2 separate regions of the Mus musculus genome follow, and region 2 is linked to region 1. Evidence: chromatin loops called from intact Hi-C (ENCODE). Cell type or tissue: left cerebral cortex. All regions are shown on one strand. Links, peaks and the distances in the headings refer to the core of each region. The heading gives the core; the rest is flanking DNA.

Region 1 (5,455 bases), core at 255-5,254:
TGGAAAAACAATAACAACAAAAAGGATAACTAAAACTCTCATGTTTCATGATTTCTGGAGAAATCACCATCCCTGATTTCAAGCTAAATCTCAGAGCAACTAAAAACAAGAACAAAAAACCTGTGTAGTACTGGCACAAAGCAGACAGGTGATCAATGGGATACAATTGAAGAACCAGAAGTAAATCCACACACCTATGGACACTTGAGTTTTGACAACAAATCCAAAACAATACAATGGGGGGGAGCATTTTCAACAAATGCTTCTGGTTTAATTGGATGTCTGCATATAGAAAAATGTATAGACCCATATCTATCACCCTGTACAAAACCCAACTCCATGTGGATCAAAACCCTCAACATAAAATCAGATAAAGTAAATATTATAGAAGAGCAAGTAGGGAAGATCCTTGAATGCGTTGGAACAGGAGACAACTTCCTGAACAGAATTCCAACAGCTCAAACACTAAGATTAACATTTAATAAATGGGACCATATGAAGCTGAAAAGCTAACATAAGGCAAAGGACACTATCAAAAGGACAAAACAGCAAAGTGGGAAAATGTTTCATAATCTGACAGAAGGCTAATATCCAAAATATATAAAGAACTCAGGAAACTAGACACCAACAAACCAAACAAATCCAATTTTAAAAATGGGGTACAGAGCTAAACAGAGAATTCTCACAGAGGAATCTCTAATGGTCAAGAAGCACTTAAAGAAATGTTCAACATTCTTATTCTTGGGAGAAATTCAAATCAAAACAGTTCTGAGATTCCATTTTACACCTGTCAGAATGGCTAAGATCAAAAACTCAAACTGGCAAGGATGTGGAGCAAGGGGAACACTCCTTCATTGCTCTTGGGAGTCCAAACCTGTATAACCACTTTGGAAATCAATTTTTCAGTTTCTCAGAAAATTAGGAATAGATCAACCTCAAGAGCCAACTATATCACTCCTGGGAGTATACCCAAAGATGATCCACCGTGGTACAAGGACACTTACTCAGATATGTTCATAGCAACTTTATTTGTATTAGCCAGAAACTAGAAACAACCTAGATGTCCTTTAAATGAAGAATGGATAAGGAAAAGGTAGTACATTTACTCAATGGAGTGTTGCTCAGTCATTTAAAAAAAGGACATCATGACTTTTGTAAGCAAATGGATGAAACTAGAAAAGATTATCCTGAGGGAAGTAACTCAGAGCCAGAAAGACAAACATGGTATATACTCACTTACAAGTGGATATTAGTGATAAAATATAGGACAACCACACTACAAAACACAAAGCCAAAGAAACTAAGTAACAAGGAAGGCCCAAGGAGGAACCGTTGAATCTCACTGAGACAGGGAAATAGATTAGACATCAGGAGTGGATAGAAGAAGGGGGCTGAGGGAGGGAGGTGTGGGGATGGGAGCAGGAAGGATGAGGTGGGGGAAAGATGGAGTGAGGGAGTACTGGGGGGGACAACTGGATTAGGGGTGTTCATTCTGAGAAACCTTGCTAGAAACCTAAGAAGTGGAAACTCCCAGGAATCTATGAGGGTGACCATAGCTAAGACTCGTAGCAATGTGAGATATCGAGCCTGAATCAGCCATCACCTATAACCTGGCAAGAGTTCTAACAGAGGGACTGGGTCACCTGCCCAGCCACAAAACTTTAAACTCACAATTAGTCCTGCCTACAACATGTTCCCAGGTAAAGGAAGGAGCAGAATTTGAGGGAAGGCCTAATTAATGAGTGGCCCAGCTTGAGTCCCAGGCCATGAGAGGGTATCCACCCCAGACACTCTTAATGTTATTCTGCTATACTTACAGACAGAAGCCTAACATTACTGTCATCAGAGAGGCTTCATTTAGGAACTGATAGAAACTGATGCAGAGACCCACAGCAAACCACTAAATGGAGCTTGGAGAATCCAGCGGGGGTGGGGGGCAGGAGGAAAGATCAAAGGAGCAAGAGGGTTCAAGGACACCACAAGAAAACCTACAAAATCAATACCTTGGTCCCATAGGCACCCATATAGAGTGAACTGGCAACCAGAGAGCATGCATGGGATGAACCTAGGGCCTCTGCACTGAAACGAGTGTGCAGCTGGGTCTTCATCTGTGACTCCTTAAAGCCAGAGCAGGAGTTGTCTTTAACTACATTGCCTGCCTTCGCATCCCTTTCCCCTAACTGGGCTGACTCATCTAGCCTCAAGAGAAGAAGATGCACCTTGTCTTACTGCAACTTGATATTCCACTGGCTGTTTGATATCCATGGGAGGTCTCCCCTCTTGTGAGGAGAACAGGTGTATGAGCGGGAGGGGAGATGAGAGGGAGGGAGTGGGAGGAGAGGAGGGAAGGGAAGCTCCAATCTGGATGTAAAGTAAAAACCTAATCAATTTCAAAAAACACCCCACTAAGTTCATATACTGTACCTTGGATATGCATGAGTATAGAAATATCTACTGGAACATAGACAGCCTCTCGTGGTCCACATCCCTGAAGAAAACGCTCTCTCCCACAACAGCTATCAGTTGCCAGTAGCACCTCAGATATGAATTCCCTCTCCATCCATCTGTGTTCTTAGTCACACACACATACACACACACACACACACACACACACACACACACACACACACACACACACACGAGATGGTTCCAGTTACATTTAAATGGCCTATATTTTCTAAAGAAAGCTGGAACACATGCCCACTGTGCACAAGATGAATGTTGAGCCTGACTAACTGTAACACAGTCCAGGTCACTGGTCCTCCTCCATTTCCTACAGAGCTATCTTTACATTCAGCATCCTAAGGCTGTCTACTTCCACATATCACCCCCACTGTGAGTCATTTACTATTTCAGGATGGAAAGTCTAGAAGAAACACATCCTACCAGTGCAGCTCTGGAGAGGGTATGAGTCCCGCCTCCAGGAAAGCAGGCGGGAGGGAGGATATGCTGCCCAGGACATGGTGCATTCTAAGAATCTTAATGAAGCTCAACTCCATTCCTCACATTTGTATTTGTATCACTGTGAACACAGTCACTATAAAGGAGGTGAAGAGCCATAAAATAAAAATGGATTTTCCTTTTATAGTCAGTTTTACTGGAAATATGTGAGTTTTTTTTTCTCTCTCTTAGCTCATGTCTACATACACATGGTTCATGGTTTCTGATTTTTTTTTTTACAGTGATGTACAGCAGAGTCTGTGAATATCTGCTCGCCCTGGTGATGCTAAAGTTAGAAGGTTAAATCAAGTGATGTCATTCATCTGCAACGGAGAACAGATGCACTTGTGCTCAGATTTCTACTTTTTCAGATCAGTAGTTAGAAATAATATTTAATTGTTAGAGTGAGTTTCTTTTTAATATGATAGAATAAAGATGACTTATTGTATAGAAAATAAAATTGGTGTAAAATTCTACATTAAATCATGCTGCTTTCATATATTTTTTTCATATGGTAGGAGCTTTCCAATTGTATTGTCCCATTGAGTGTGTAGTGTGAACTGCATAGGAAACAGCCATCAGGAAATCTCCGCCATCTAAAACTCTCATGATAAGTAACTGAAGTGGGTATGTTGGTGTCTGTTCCTTTCTTTCAGTCCTTGTTTCTGTATTGCTGTGCTGTTAGCACTAGTATACCTATTTTACCTGATATTATCCAACATCTTTAAAGTGTTGTACATCTGTAGCTGTGTGACACAGCATCTTTCCAACTTCTTAGGACTTCTTCAGTGGCTCCTCCTAATGCGCTAATAATCTGCAGTAAAAGAAGGCTTCAGAAAGCATGCTTATATCATGGAGTCCCCCAAACACAATTTAACAAATACCAATTTCTTATTATTATTTTTCCATTCATAGGCACTCACAAGAGCATGAATCAAAGACCTCCTGACTTCATAAATGCTAGCAGTCTTCCTCTATCTTCAAAAATGAGCTGTGCTATTGCTTTAGCATGGTTTTTATCCTCCAAAGTCCATATCAAGATTTTGTCTGATGAATAGGGAGGCCTAATGGGAGGTTTTGTGTCATGGTGTTGGGGTCTTCAGGGTATATACCTCTCTCAGGGGCTGAATTAAGCACTTCTGAAGAGGGCTGCTATTAATCAAGGTCACGCTTCCTGCTCTGTCCCTCTGATCATGCTTGCTCCCCACCCCACCCCCTCTAATTTTCTTCCAGTGCCCGACAGATGCTCTGTGGATATCAAACCAGTGTGGCTAACCGATCTTGGATTCTCAGAGAAAAGTAGAAGAAAGGACAAGAATATAGTAACAGTAATAGAGGTAAGACACATAAGAGTGAGCTGTCCGAGTCTGCACAGCAAGCCAAACACAAACCAAGACTGCAGTCTGGATGGTCCATCTCCAGAATGAGTGTCTCTGACAAGCCCATAATGTCAGATACAAGTGACTGATAGAAACACAGGAAATGATGAAGGTGTCCTGATATCTGGGAGGGAGGTCACAAAGTTGAGAGGGCTCTGTAACTTCTGATCTGCTCACAGTTGGAGAACATGAGTCTCAGAAGGCTGACAGTCTTTCAAATAGATGGAGCTCATGATGGGCAGGGACTGCATTCCTCCTAGGAGGTCTAAGAAAATGATTTCCACAAAGACCATACAAGCAACTTCTTTATGTAACACACAGGCTATTGTACATGCACAAGTAGAGCATCTTCTGACTTGCACTGCTGACAAGCATACACTTATCAGCAAAAATAGCCTCCCAGCTACCTAGCCCATCTTCTGAGGACCGAACACACTGAGGAATTGCTTTGCACCTGATTTTATTGACTCTAACCCCAAATCATCTTTCTTTAAATAGGCTGGTTTCAAAGAGAGAGTGGGAAGAAGTGACACTCTATTACACAACAGCCAAGACGAATCATCAGAGGGGTTGGCAGCCAGGAAGAAACCTGTCCCAAAGTTACAGATGTAGAATTAACCTTTACATTCATCCTGCAAAGTGGGAAGATACAGGCAAGTGAGATGTAACTGGGGAAATGAAAAGGAGATTCTTACCCAATGTTCAGACAGAAAGCAGGAACAGTTGGGGGAGTCTCTGACAGAGCTGGGTGGGCACCTAGACTTAAGAGTTGCATCAGCTTCCTTCCCTAGCTCCTCTCATCCATGAGTACTTTACCCACATGTCACCCCTGAGACAGAATGCAATGGTCATTTAGTGTCAATGCCACTACCTCTAGCATCTAAAATATCATATAAAGAAAATCTGCCTCTCCTTCAGGAAGCCACCAATGTGCCTGATATTCAGTCAAGACCAGTGAAAATGGCACTTTCATCTTGCACAGTCTGGCCTCTGCCAACCACTCAGAGACCACATCTCTTGCTGGTTCTCTTTTTTTAAATCTCTACAGTGCAGCCACAGAAGATCTCTGGTTAGATCTTCGACCTCTTCACATTGTCTTATAACTCAAAACTTTGGATCTTAAACTCCTTATGCCT
Region 2 (5,455 bases), core at 188-5,187, 67 kb after region 1:
AGCACCAAGGCACCAACCTTGAAAACCCTATGAAATCAAAAGCCCCTGACTCTGTCAACACCATATGGCATAGCTCGGTGACCATGCTTAGGACAAGTGTTCTGTTTAATTGGTTGCCATGTGCCATGTGTATGTGTGAGCACCATCCTCATGCAGTGTCCAAGGAGGCCAGAAAAGCATGTTAGAGTCCACAGAACTGGAGTTGCAGCTGTTGGAAACCACCATGTGCGTGCTGGAAATTCAATCAGGTCCTCAGGCAGAGCAGCCAGTGCTAACTACCAAGCCATTTTTGCAGCCCATAGCATCTCCTTTTTACAGATAACAGTCAGTGCTGTGGTTCCACACTGCTAGTGTCCCCTAAGAAGTGGCAATTCTGGGATGGGAGACTTCTCCTTTCTCCCTTACTCCTGTGGGTTAAACATCAGAGAACAAAATAGCATGAGTAACACTACCAGGCATGCTCCATCTGGGAAGTCTTTGCCTCTCTCTCTCTCTCTCTCTCTCTCTCTCTCTCTCTCTCTCTCTCTCTCTCTCTCTCCCTCCCCCTCTCTCTCCCTCCCTCTCTCTCTCTTTCCCTCTCTCTTCCCCCCTCCCTCCCTCCCCTTCCCCCTCCCTCTCTTCCTCTTCCTCTCCTATCATAAATCAAGGTACTTATTTGGAAGGGTTTTGCTTTAAAGTTCCAGAAAGGGATGACGTTATGATTACAAGAATCTCTGGAGTGAAGAGCCAAATGGGAAGACGAGAAAATCAAGAGGAAGGTTTGAAACGGGGGGGGAAACTGGTGAGGACTAATTATGATGACATATAAGTTGTGTTTTCCTCCCCACATTAGGGTTAAAGTTCTGATTTTAGTCTGTTAAAATACAACTTCATGATATAGGCAAGATGGCTCAGCAGATAAAGGCACCTTTGCCTCCTGAGACCTTAACCTTGACCTTTCAGCCTCTGGGAACTATGGGATAATATACCTCACATTTCAATGGCCTGCTTGTGATTCCTGCTCTACTAGCCCTGATCGAGTACTTCATGATGAAAATACCAGGCTAGATCATTCTGTACATGATTTTTACAAAGCTGAGGCTGACTTCCCTTTGTGTGCTTAAGAATTACCCCCAAACAATACTATTTTAATGGCTGTCAAGCAACTTCTAGCTGGTTCTAATGAAACCCTGAACCAGGGTTGAGAATCACCTGCCTATATGTGTGGTATCATCACCTACGTTTCTTCTGAGTCAGCTCTGAGCTGGAAGGTCATGTGCACACAGCAGTCCAATGTGCATCTCTTTCAGGTAGCTACTCTGTCATTTCCCACTGTTTTAGTTTCTTCAGAGTCCTGTTGACATTGCGAGATGGGTTTTTTTGGGGGGTGGGGTGGGGGTTGTTTTGTTTTGTTTTGTTCTTTAAACATGCATGGTTATTTAATTTCTTCCTTCTCTGGAAATATAAGCTTGGTGAGGTTAGAGCCCTGAACTGTTTTACCCTTTAGTGCTGGTGGGATGCTAAGGCGAGTGCCTTCCCTCACTATCTTCAACTTAGGTCAGGAATGGCAAAAGTTGGATTTGGGCCCAGGCTGGATTGAATTCACAGCCATCCTGCTGGGCTACTTATGCATTTATTATTTCCTTGTCCCCAAGTACTTTATTGACTGTCATTTTCCATCACAGACTTTCACTTTCTTTCTCAACAGAACTCCAATGGAGGACCCACCACTAGCTCTAATTGACAGATCAGAACACTGGGGTCCTAAATGTGGGGATTTCCTCACACAGCCTATGGGAGTTGTTTCTGTAGTTTGTCAGTTTCAGCGCCTTCTTATCCTCCCATTGGTTTGTTTCCTCCCTTCTCCTGGTCTGAAGGGAGATGCTCAGTTTCCACTGGGTATCTCCTTTTAGTTCAAGAGCAGCAGGATTTGGCCAGGTTCTATGAAGAACAGTCGGTATCAGCTTGACTTTAGACTGCCCATGTTCTAGAGGGTGCTCTACACCCTTCACATACAGGCAGTACGAGTGCACTCAATGGCTTTAACAGATGAGTTCGTGAAGTTGGATGGAGAAGTTGAGGGGATGAAGCATGGGAGGAGCTGGAGCAGAGCTAGTAGAGGGCAGATTTCATCAAAATTTATTATATTCATACACAAAACTCACAAATAATAGGTTTAAATAATAATAATTTAAAAAACTGCAGCACACTGAGTCAGACACTTCAGGAGGAAGAATCGAGAAACATCTTGGCACAGCTATTCCCAGCCTTAAGCTGTGCAAGATTCTTCCCATAGCTCTGCCAGCCCAAGGCTGCCTGCTGGCACTTGAGGCTCAAGTTAGAAAGTGGGAAGTTTGAAAGCTTCTGGAAGAAGGTGAAAGGGATTTGAATCCAGCTCCTTGAGGCTGTGACAGAGCTGGTGGGACTCAATTGGCAAAGATCTTAAGGGGACAGATGGGCACCATGAGTGTCTATTGAGTGTCTGGGGTATCGCTTGCCACTAGTGATCACTTGCCCATGCAGTAAGTGGTCTTGGACAGTGTGGACAGGGAGAGTGGGAGTCCTAGTTAGAGCCTCTTCTCTTGGTTGATGCAGTTCTGTTCAGTGTATCATGTAGCTTAACTTTCTCCAGTCTTTTGTCCCTGATTCAGCATAAGTCTTTGTTATTTATATAAAATCACATTTCCTACAATCTTTCCTTCCACATGTAGCAGTCTGGTCTCCTTCCAGCTTTGCGCCCATTCCACTGGCAGAGTGATGGCTATGTGTAAACACCACGAAGGCTGCTTAAAACCTCCAACAGGTTTCTCTTTTCCATAAGATGTGACCCCAGTTCTGAACAAGGTGTCCTCAGCATTCTACTTAGGTTCCCTAAGGAGCCTCTTCCCGCCCACCTTACAGCCCTTCCTTGTCTGTGCGCCAGGCCTTCTGGCTCGATTTCGGTTTCTAAACACACCGTGTTCCCTCCAGTCTCCAGGCCTTTACACAAGCTGTTCTCTCCGTCTGGCATAGCTCTTCCCCATCCGCCACCACCACCACTGCCACCACCGCCATCATCACCACCATCACCCTGCTTAACCGATTAACACCTGGCCATCTGTCAGAGCTCAACTCAGCTGTCACTCTCCCAGATGCCCAACAAGACACAGCCCCTGTCTCATGCCTCCCCAGCATCTAAATTGGCCGAAATGTGCCTTCATTCAAAGCGATCACTTGAGCTTATAGGTCAATGTTCCTGAGAATAGACTTCACGTGAATTAGTTCGTCTCTTAACCTATAAAATGATTGGAGTAGGTTCTCAATTAATACTGTTTTCTCATGTGGATCTCTGTCTCACTAGGCGGAAAATTAGGGTTTAGGAAGAATAAGTTGCCTGTCTAGGATTGTTCAGAAGATCTGGGATATGGACCAACCCCTCACTACCTAACATATAGCCCTTTCAAATATGTCAGCCCTGGCAGAGCCTCATGGGAGGAGGGAGGAGCTTCTACTGAAAATTTCATTTTGGCCCCTGAGAAATAAATGAGCTGTACCAGCCTCAGCTCAGCTGCACTACATCATAAGCCAGTTAAGGGACCATGTTCCTCAGAAGTGCCCTCAGCTGTGGGAGAGAGATGGATGGTCCCTAAAGGCTCATCTCATTATTCCAGGAGCCAAATTGGGACCTTGTTAAGGGATGGATTGCCCATCAGTAAGTAGCACACTAATTCTATAGCCACATGGCACAGGAGACTGACCAGGGCTCCCATAATGTGGCCTCTGGCAGTCTTCCCACCATCTAGACCTAATGGCAACTTTTAGAAAATAAACACAGCCCTCACAGAGCCCCCAAGAACACATTTGCTCTAATGTGGTTCAACCGTCTTAAGTGAGTGCCTAATAAATTAATGGTCCTGTTAAACACAGTTCATTGTGAGCTTCACTGTGCAGCAGCCATCAAAGGATGGGTTATTTCTAGGACAGTAAAAGCAAATCATAGCTCTGTGTGTGCATGTGTGTGTGTGTGTGTGTGTGTGTGTGTGTGTATGCACATCTGTGCAGGGCATCACTGTGCAGTGGTTATGTCCTAGCTATGCTTGTGTGCATGTGTGCAGGTTAGAGCACAGTGAAGCTGCACTCTGCAAACATTCACTGCACATGAAATTGTATTCCATGCAGCCTACCCTATGCTTTACAGAAACCATATGACACTGTCTACACTGGAAGGAATACTTCATAGTAGTTCCTCAATAAACATTTGTTTCAGTAATTAATAAGGTCATTAATAAAATCACTCCATGATTAATAAAGTTACTACTTACACATTATACTAACAATGACAACTATGATAAATGGAAAGAACAGAGCATTCCTGGGCAAGTGAACAAGGTTGAACCACACTGTCCAATACAGCCATGCATACCTGTGGGTGCTGGGCTGGAGCACTTGGGCTCTTTCCTTGGCTCATCTCTGCATTACCATAGTCAGTAGGACAAGCGGATGTCCAGAAAGTTTTTACTTCATGTTTGAGTGTTTTACAAAGAGACAAAGTAATGTCTTGAGAAAGGTTGGGGAGAGGGTGATTATAGGTAAGTTTGGGGTCTGGTGACTAAAGTATGAACCATTAATCAAGACACTTAAGACAGAAATAACCAAAGCCATGTCAACTAAAAACGACCAGCACACTCTGGATGCCTAGAGGATGCCTTGCCCCGTGGATTTGTGGGGTAGACAAGTGTCATCCTGCTTCTTCTGTTTCAGTTTCTGCTCCACAAGACAGACAAACAGCTTGGAAGCTCTGGGCTAGAAGACGGCCAAGTGATTGCTCTTGAGGGTTATACAGAATATGATAAGATAAAAAGAAATAAAAGGTCAGTAAGAGATGAGAGAGGAGGTAGAGAAGATGAAGGAAGAAGAGAGAAGAGTGCAGGTGGGAGAGAGATGAAAGAAGACAAGGAAAGGCCACGAGAGGGAGATGGAGAGAGGACATGGAGAGGCAGATCAGAGGGAGCAGACCGAGGAAGAGGACCACTCAGAGCTCTCATCCATTTGATAAAACAGAGTTTTTGTGGATGGTCAGGTTTGATTAAAACTTATGGCCAGGAAAACCAGAAGCAACCGTTCCAGGGCAAGGCTAATGGGATTAGTTCAGGACAGTTTATGATGTCAACATCATGGAGAGGGAGGAGACAGTCACACAGTGATGGCTGGTTCTCCTTCAGGAATGGGTGGAGATCCTGCCACCTGCCTGGTGGCTCACACAGATTCAAAAAACCCAAGTCTCCCTGGCCTGCTGGGTCTGTGTCCTGTGCAGTGCAGGAAAGGTTAGATGACACCACCATAATGAATTGGATTCACTGTAGGGACCAGGTTGTAGAGGCATGGCCACCATTCTCCATGAAGACACAGTAGCAAGAGATAATGGGATTCCAAGGATGCTGAGGAGGCTACAGCAGGCCCAATGCAGAGATGTCTGGTGAGCTACTTCAAAGAGCAG

The links. Hi-C counts contacts between places; a loop is a spot of excess contacts. Peaks named below come from ENCODE experiments on the same cell type or tissue, not always from the same donor. Only the 100,000 strongest peaks of a DNase experiment are listed, where the experiment ranks them.
Region 2: a loop joins it to region 1, with 14 times the contacts of the local background. A loop is called at or near these places in 4 of 42 quality-filtered maps.

Annotation. Positions count from the first base shown.
Region 1 is chr7:124,745,976-124,751,430 of GRCm38, reverse strand. No RefSeq gene overlaps it. Among named protein-coding and RNA genes, the nearest start is that of 3100003L05Rik, 40 kb to the right of the region's middle. In left cerebral cortex, for the core only: no CTCF peak of the experiment used is centred there; DNase peaks (open chromatin) are centred at 2,243, 2,859 and 4,892; H3K27ac peaks cover 1,725 bases.
Region 2 is chr7:124,678,888-124,684,342 of GRCm38, reverse strand. All of the region lies in intron 1 of 3100003L05Rik (RIKEN cDNA 3100003L05 gene), which reads left to right. Among named protein-coding and RNA genes, the nearest start is that of 3100003L05Rik, 27 kb to the left of the region's middle. In left cerebral cortex, for the core only: no CTCF peak of the experiment used is centred there; DNase peaks (open chromatin) are centred at 2,389 and 2,926; H3K27ac peaks cover 1,988 bases.